Linked DNA regions of Homo sapiens: region 1 is linked to region 2. Evidence: read pairs that join two places in POLR2A ChIA-PET (ENCODE). Cell type or tissue: K562. All regions are shown on one strand. Each heading gives the region's core, and the rest is flanking DNA. Links, peaks and the distances in the headings are about the cores only.

Region 1 (2,924 bases), core at 148-2,647, 220 kb after region 2:
GAAAAGTCAGATCCTGTTGCTCCTTGCTCAAAACCCTTCAGTGTCTTCCCACCTCTTCCATAGGCCCTACAGGATCCACCTGCTACTCAGGTGTGACTTCCAACTTCATCTATTCTCTTTCCATCTCTTACTTCATTCCAGCTACATGGACTTCCCTGAACTTCCTCAAACAAACCAAGTGTGCTCCTGTCTCATGGCATTCATATTTGCTATTATCTGAACCTGGAATCTCTTTTCCTCAGACATTTGAATAGCATACTCTCTTATATCCTTCAAGTCTTTAACTCAAGCATTATCTAAGTAGGCTTTCGTGGTCACCCTATATTAAACTGTCTTTGTGAACCTTGGAAAATTCCTTATGTACCTTTCCTGCTTCGTTTTTCTCCACAGTGCTGATCACGATGTTTTTTTATTAGTGGTTTCTCCTCACAGGACAATGGAAGTCCCATGACAGTAGGGCTTTTTGACTGTTTTTAGTCCCAGTTTTGTAAGCCCGCAGGTTAGAACACTACCTAGAATACTGTGAGTGCTTAGTAAATGTTCATTCAATGAATGAATGAAGAATCACTGACCCCCAACAGTCATTTACCAATATCACATTTGAGAAATTATGTTAGAATAACTATCTGCTATAAACAGTTTCTAAATACTTATACTACTTAAGTCCTCAAGATAGAAACATGGGAGAAAAGTCCAGAAAACAATAATTGCACTTTTATTTTCTGTTTCATTAAGATCTTTCTTGAGACTAAATTGAAAATAAGTGTTTAATGTCTAAAAGTGAGACACACCTTATAAATGTAAAGATGTAGCAGCAAGAGTATCACTTGGGAAATTGTTAGCATTTATTCAAACCTCAACCCAGACCTAATAAGTCATGAACTATGGACATGGGGCTCAGCAATCTGTTTTAATTGCCCTCCAAGTTAATTCTGAGGCATGCTATAAGCATTGTTTTGCTTTCCAGGTGGGGTCTTGCTCTATCACCTAGGCTGGAGTACAGTGGCACAGTTATGACTTTACTGTAGCCTTGACCTCCCAGGCTCAAGTGACAGTCCAACCTCAGCTCCAGAGTAGCTGAGACTACAAGCACATGCCACCACAACTGGCTATTTTTTATTCTGTATGTAGAGACAGGGTCTTCCTACATTGCCCAGGCGGGTCTCACTATGTTGCCCAGGCTGGTCTCAAACTCCCGGACTCAAGTAACCCTCCCACCACGCTAGGATTACAGGTGTAAGCCACCACACCCGGCCACACTGAAGTATTAGGGAAAATCCAGCACACCTATGCTGTTAAAAGCCTATTCTTACCTCTGATGAAGGAGCTGATCCAAACGATGTTAAGGGCTTATTCCATGCACTGACTGAAGGTGGCTGTGGTGGACTAATGGGACCTACTGGAAAGAAGAAGCCATAAAAAACATGATTAAGATTTAGAGTCTAATAATCTCTAACCCATTTAACCCTTTCCTTAATCTCCTACTGTGTAGCTATTACTAGCCAGGGAATAAAACAATCACTTTTCAAATCAGACTTACAAAGATTATTATGTATCAACATACAGGCATACCCCAGAAACATTGTGGGTTCAGTTCCAGACCACTGCAATAAAGCAAGTATTGCAATAAAGCAAATCACACTAATTTTCTGGTTTCCAAGTGCATATCAAAAGTTATGTTTACATTATACTACAGTCTAATAGGTAATAGCATCATGTCTTAAAAAAGATGTATACTTTTTAATTTTAAAAAAACTACCGCTAAAAAGGAAGCTAATCATCATCTTAGCCTTTGAATTGTACTTTTTTTGCTGGTGGAATCTTGCCAGTGGAGATGTTGATGGCTGCTAACTGACTAGGATGGTGTTTGCTGAAAGCTAGCATGGCTGTGGCAGTTACTTAAAATAAGACAACAATGAAGTCTGTAACATCAACTGACTATTCCTTTCATGAATTCTCTGTAGCATGTGATACTGTTTACCCATATGGTAGAACTTCTTTCAAAACTGGAGTCAAATCCCATTGTTTAATCAACTAAGTTTATGTAATATTCTAGATCCTTTGCTGTCATTTCAACAATGTCCACAGCATCTTCACCAGGAGATTCCATCACAAAAAACAACTTTCTTTGCGTCAGAGTTATTTCCTCCACTGATGTCTTGAATTCCTCCAAGTCATCCATGAGGGTTACAATCAACTTCTTCCAAACCCCTGTTAATGTTGATATTCTGACATCCTCCCATGAATCACTAATGTTCTTAAAGGAGTCTAGAATGGTAAATCCTTTCCACATGGTTTTCAAATTTCTTTGCCCAGATCCATCAGAAGAATCACTGTGTATGGAGGTTGCAGCCTTAGAAAATGTATTTCTTAAATAACAAGTCTTGAAAGTCAAAATACTCCTTGATCCATGGGCTGCAGAATGGATGCCATGTTGGAAGGCATGAAAACAACATAAATCTTCCTGTATATCTTCATCACAACTCTAGGGTGACTAGGTGCCCTGTCAACAAGCTTATATTTTGAAGGAAAGCTTTTGAGCATTTTTCCCCCTGAGCAGTAGGTCTCAACAGTGGGCTTAAAAATAATAGGTATGGGCCAGGCATGGTGGCTCACACCTGTAATCCCAGCACTTTGGGAGGCCGAGGTGGGTGGATCACCTGAAGTCAGGGGTTCGAGACCAGCCTGGCCAACATGGCAAAACCCCGTCTCTATGAAAAATACAAAATTAGCCAGGCATGGTGACGTGTGCCTGTAGTCCCAGATACTCAGGAGGCTGAGGCAGGGGAATTGCTTGAATCCGGGAGGCGGAGGTTGCAGTGAGCTGAGATTGAGCCACTGCACTCCAGCCTAGGTGACAAGAGTGAAACTGTCTCAAAAAAAAAAAAAAAAAAAAAAAAAAAAAAACAAACTTGGTATGCCAT
Region 2 (2,924 bases), core at 102-2,601:
TAGGATCCCCAGAGTGGTTAAAAATATGATTTAAAATGCAAGCTAAATTTAGATAAAGCCATTCAGTATTGTGGAGTTTTTTCCTAAAAATATAAATCCAGACCTCTGGATATATAATTTACAGTCAAACTTACTTAATTGAAACATTCTCATAATTGTGGTAATATTCAATTGATTGTTACTACGATTAATTGTAAAATAATAAAGAGGGAATAAAAAGCATCTCTGACAATTTGGGAGGCAGAGGATGAGAGAGGCAAAATAATGCTCCCCTAAAGATGTCTACCTCCTAATCCCCTGAACCGAAACTGTGAAGGTAACAGGTTACAAGGCAAAGAAGAATTAAGGTTGTAGATGCAATTAAGGATGCTAATCAGCTGACATAGCAAGATTATCTAACTGAGCTCAATGTAATCACAGGGTCCTTTTTCATTTTCTTTCTTTTTTTTTTTTTTTTTTTTTGAGACGGAGTCTTACTCTGTTGCCCAGTCTGGAGTGCAGTGGCACGATCTTGGCTCACTGCAACCTCCGCCTCCCAGGTTCAAGCAATTCTCCTGCCTCAGCCTCTTGAGTAGCTACGGATTACAGGCGTGCACACACCCAGCTGATTTTTGTATTTTTAGTAGTCTCACCATGTTGGCCAGGCTGGGCCACAAGGGTCTTTTAAAGTAGAAGAGGGAGAGACAGAAGGGCTTGGCCCAATGTTTCTGGCTTTGAAGATGAAGGAAAGCAGCCATGAACCAAGGAAAGGCGGTGACCTCTAGAACCTGGAAAAGGAAAAGAAATGAATTCTCCTGTAGAGCCTCCAGAAGAAATACGGCCCTATTGACACCTTGATTTTAATTTATTGAGACTTGTCAGACTTCTGACTGATCCAACTGTAAGATAATAAATTTGTATTGCATATAGTACTAGTTTTTGGTAATTTGTTACAGTAGTGATAGGAAACTAATACGGAACATAAACAGAAGAGAGAAAGAGAGAGAGAGAGTATGTGTGGTTGGGGCAGAAGGTCACAGTGGGGAGAAAGCAGCAGAAGATACAACTAGAGGCTGAGGTAAAGGGCAGGTTTTGAGGAGTCTTCTATTCCACATATTTAGCTTCAGCCTGTCAGGCCACAGGAAGTCAACAGAGAAGCAGAGTCATGACAGAAAGACCTGATCTGAGAGATGTTCTCAGGAAAGACTGAGGCACTTGATGACTGATTGAATAGGGGGAATAAAAGACTGAGGGACTCATAAATGACTCCTACATCGGCCTCTGGATGACTGAAGAAATAGTCTGTAGAAAGAAACGGGGAAGGAGAAAGGGGTATTATTTGTAGAACTGTTGCTAGAAAAGAATTTAGAGGTTATCACTCCAGTAAAAACCAGAGCCAGAGCTAAAAGCCAGTCTCCCCACCCTGCATGCCTACCCCAGGGCTCATACCCTTCTCACTTCCTGTCAGTGGTATCCAGTTGGAGTTGGTAGGTCCAACACATGAAAATGTTTCACGAGTGGGATATAAAATTAAGTAAAGGGAATGTCTCTTTGGTGTACAGGGAGTGGCTCATATAATGCTGGAAACTATTTCAAATTGGAAATCATCTTAGCAAATGGGTTTGTTTTCCACATTTGAGAAGTTTAAAAATGAATGTTCTCCTGTATCTTGGGATAATAGAAGGCAGACACAATAACATCCTAGGGTAACATTCTGCCATTTTATTAGCTGAGTGTCAACACTTTTCTTGACGATATTGTTGACCTGAAAAGTGACTATCAAGCTGATATTGGATTCCTAAGATTGGGATGATGATAATAGCTACTTATTTATTTATTTATTTGTTTGTTTGTTTGTTTATATAAGACAGGGTCTCACTGTGTCACCCAGGCTGGAGTGCAGTGGTGCAGTCACAGCTTACTGCAGCCTCGACTTCATGGGCTCAAGTGATCCTTCCACCTCAGTCTCCCAAGTAGCTGGGACTACAGGTACGAGCCTCCATGCCTGGCTAATTTAAAAAAATATATATTTTTGTAGAGACAGGCTCTCCCTATGTTGCCCAGGCTGGTCTCAAACTGCTGACTTCAAGGGATCCTCCCACCTCAGTCTCTCAAAGCGGTAGGATTACAGGTGTAAGCCACCATGCCCAGTGCATCATAGTATTTTTTAGTTTGTATAGCACTTGTGATTGGCCAAGAATTTTTCTCATACACTGAATCCATGGGAAGGAGAGGCTCAGAGCTACAGAGTTAATTTTCACATTGGCAGAGAATCCCTTTGGGTGAATGTGCCAGCCTTGTACAAGATTAACAAATTCGTTTCAACATAGATGATTACACACTGCTTTCTTAAATATATATACCTATACATATATAATTAAGGCAAAATTCCAATTGATTACAAGTAAGTGAAAAAAAAAAGTTATATATGACTGAGCGAATTGAGCCGTGACTGCCTCTGGTATTGTATTTGATTCCCAGGATTTTCTTTGTGCAGTAGTTTCCTACTCTGTCACTAAGGGCGTCTGTTGATGGATTGGTTTCCTCATATGCATGGACTGCAAGGCATTAATATAGGGCATATTATACATTGCAAGTTGTTTGCCTTTGGGGCCAGTAGGCAATAACATTTTGAAAGCTGCAAGACTGGGGAGATGAAGGAATGATGCCAAGGTTAACAGGCTGTGCATGAATACATTTGACCCCTATATGAGGGGGCTCACAAAGCCTCCTTTTGACTGTCTTTGTTTTCTACAGCCTGGATACTGGGAAAAACCACAAGGGTAAGCTATTAGACTGTTTTCTTCATAATTTTATTCCAAACTTCAGTTTCTTTGCAGGAAAAGAAAAACTTGAAAAACATTTTGTTTTTCTCCTACACTCTAGCACTCTAACCCATGACCATCTCATGTATCCCATTTTTATAGATGCTCTCTGTCCTCAGC

The links. ChIA-PET counts read pairs that join two places held together with the same protein. Peaks named below come from ENCODE experiments on the same cell type or tissue, not always from the same donor. Only the 100,000 strongest peaks of a DNase experiment are listed, where the experiment ranks them.
Region 1: POLR2A ChIA-PET joins it to region 2 with 5 read pairs; 2 of 35 experiments call an interaction of 5 or more read pairs at or near these places.

The regions. Positions count from the first base shown.
Region 1 is chr1:171,559,493-171,562,416 of GRCh38, reverse strand. It overlaps PRRC2C (proline rich coiled-coil 2C), which reads right to left. Exons shown (of 35, transcript NM_001387844.1): 20 at 1,314-1,399. Among named protein-coding and RNA genes, the nearest start is that of MYOCOS, 61 kb to the left of the region's middle. In K562, for the core only: no CTCF peak of the experiment used is centred there; no DNase peak of the experiment used is centred there.
Region 2 is chr1:171,775,844-171,778,767 of GRCh38, reverse strand. No RefSeq gene overlaps it. Among named protein-coding and RNA genes, the nearest start is that of METTL13, 4.4 kb to the left of the region's middle. In K562, for the core only: no CTCF peak of the experiment used is centred there; a DNase peak (open chromatin) is centred at 1,149.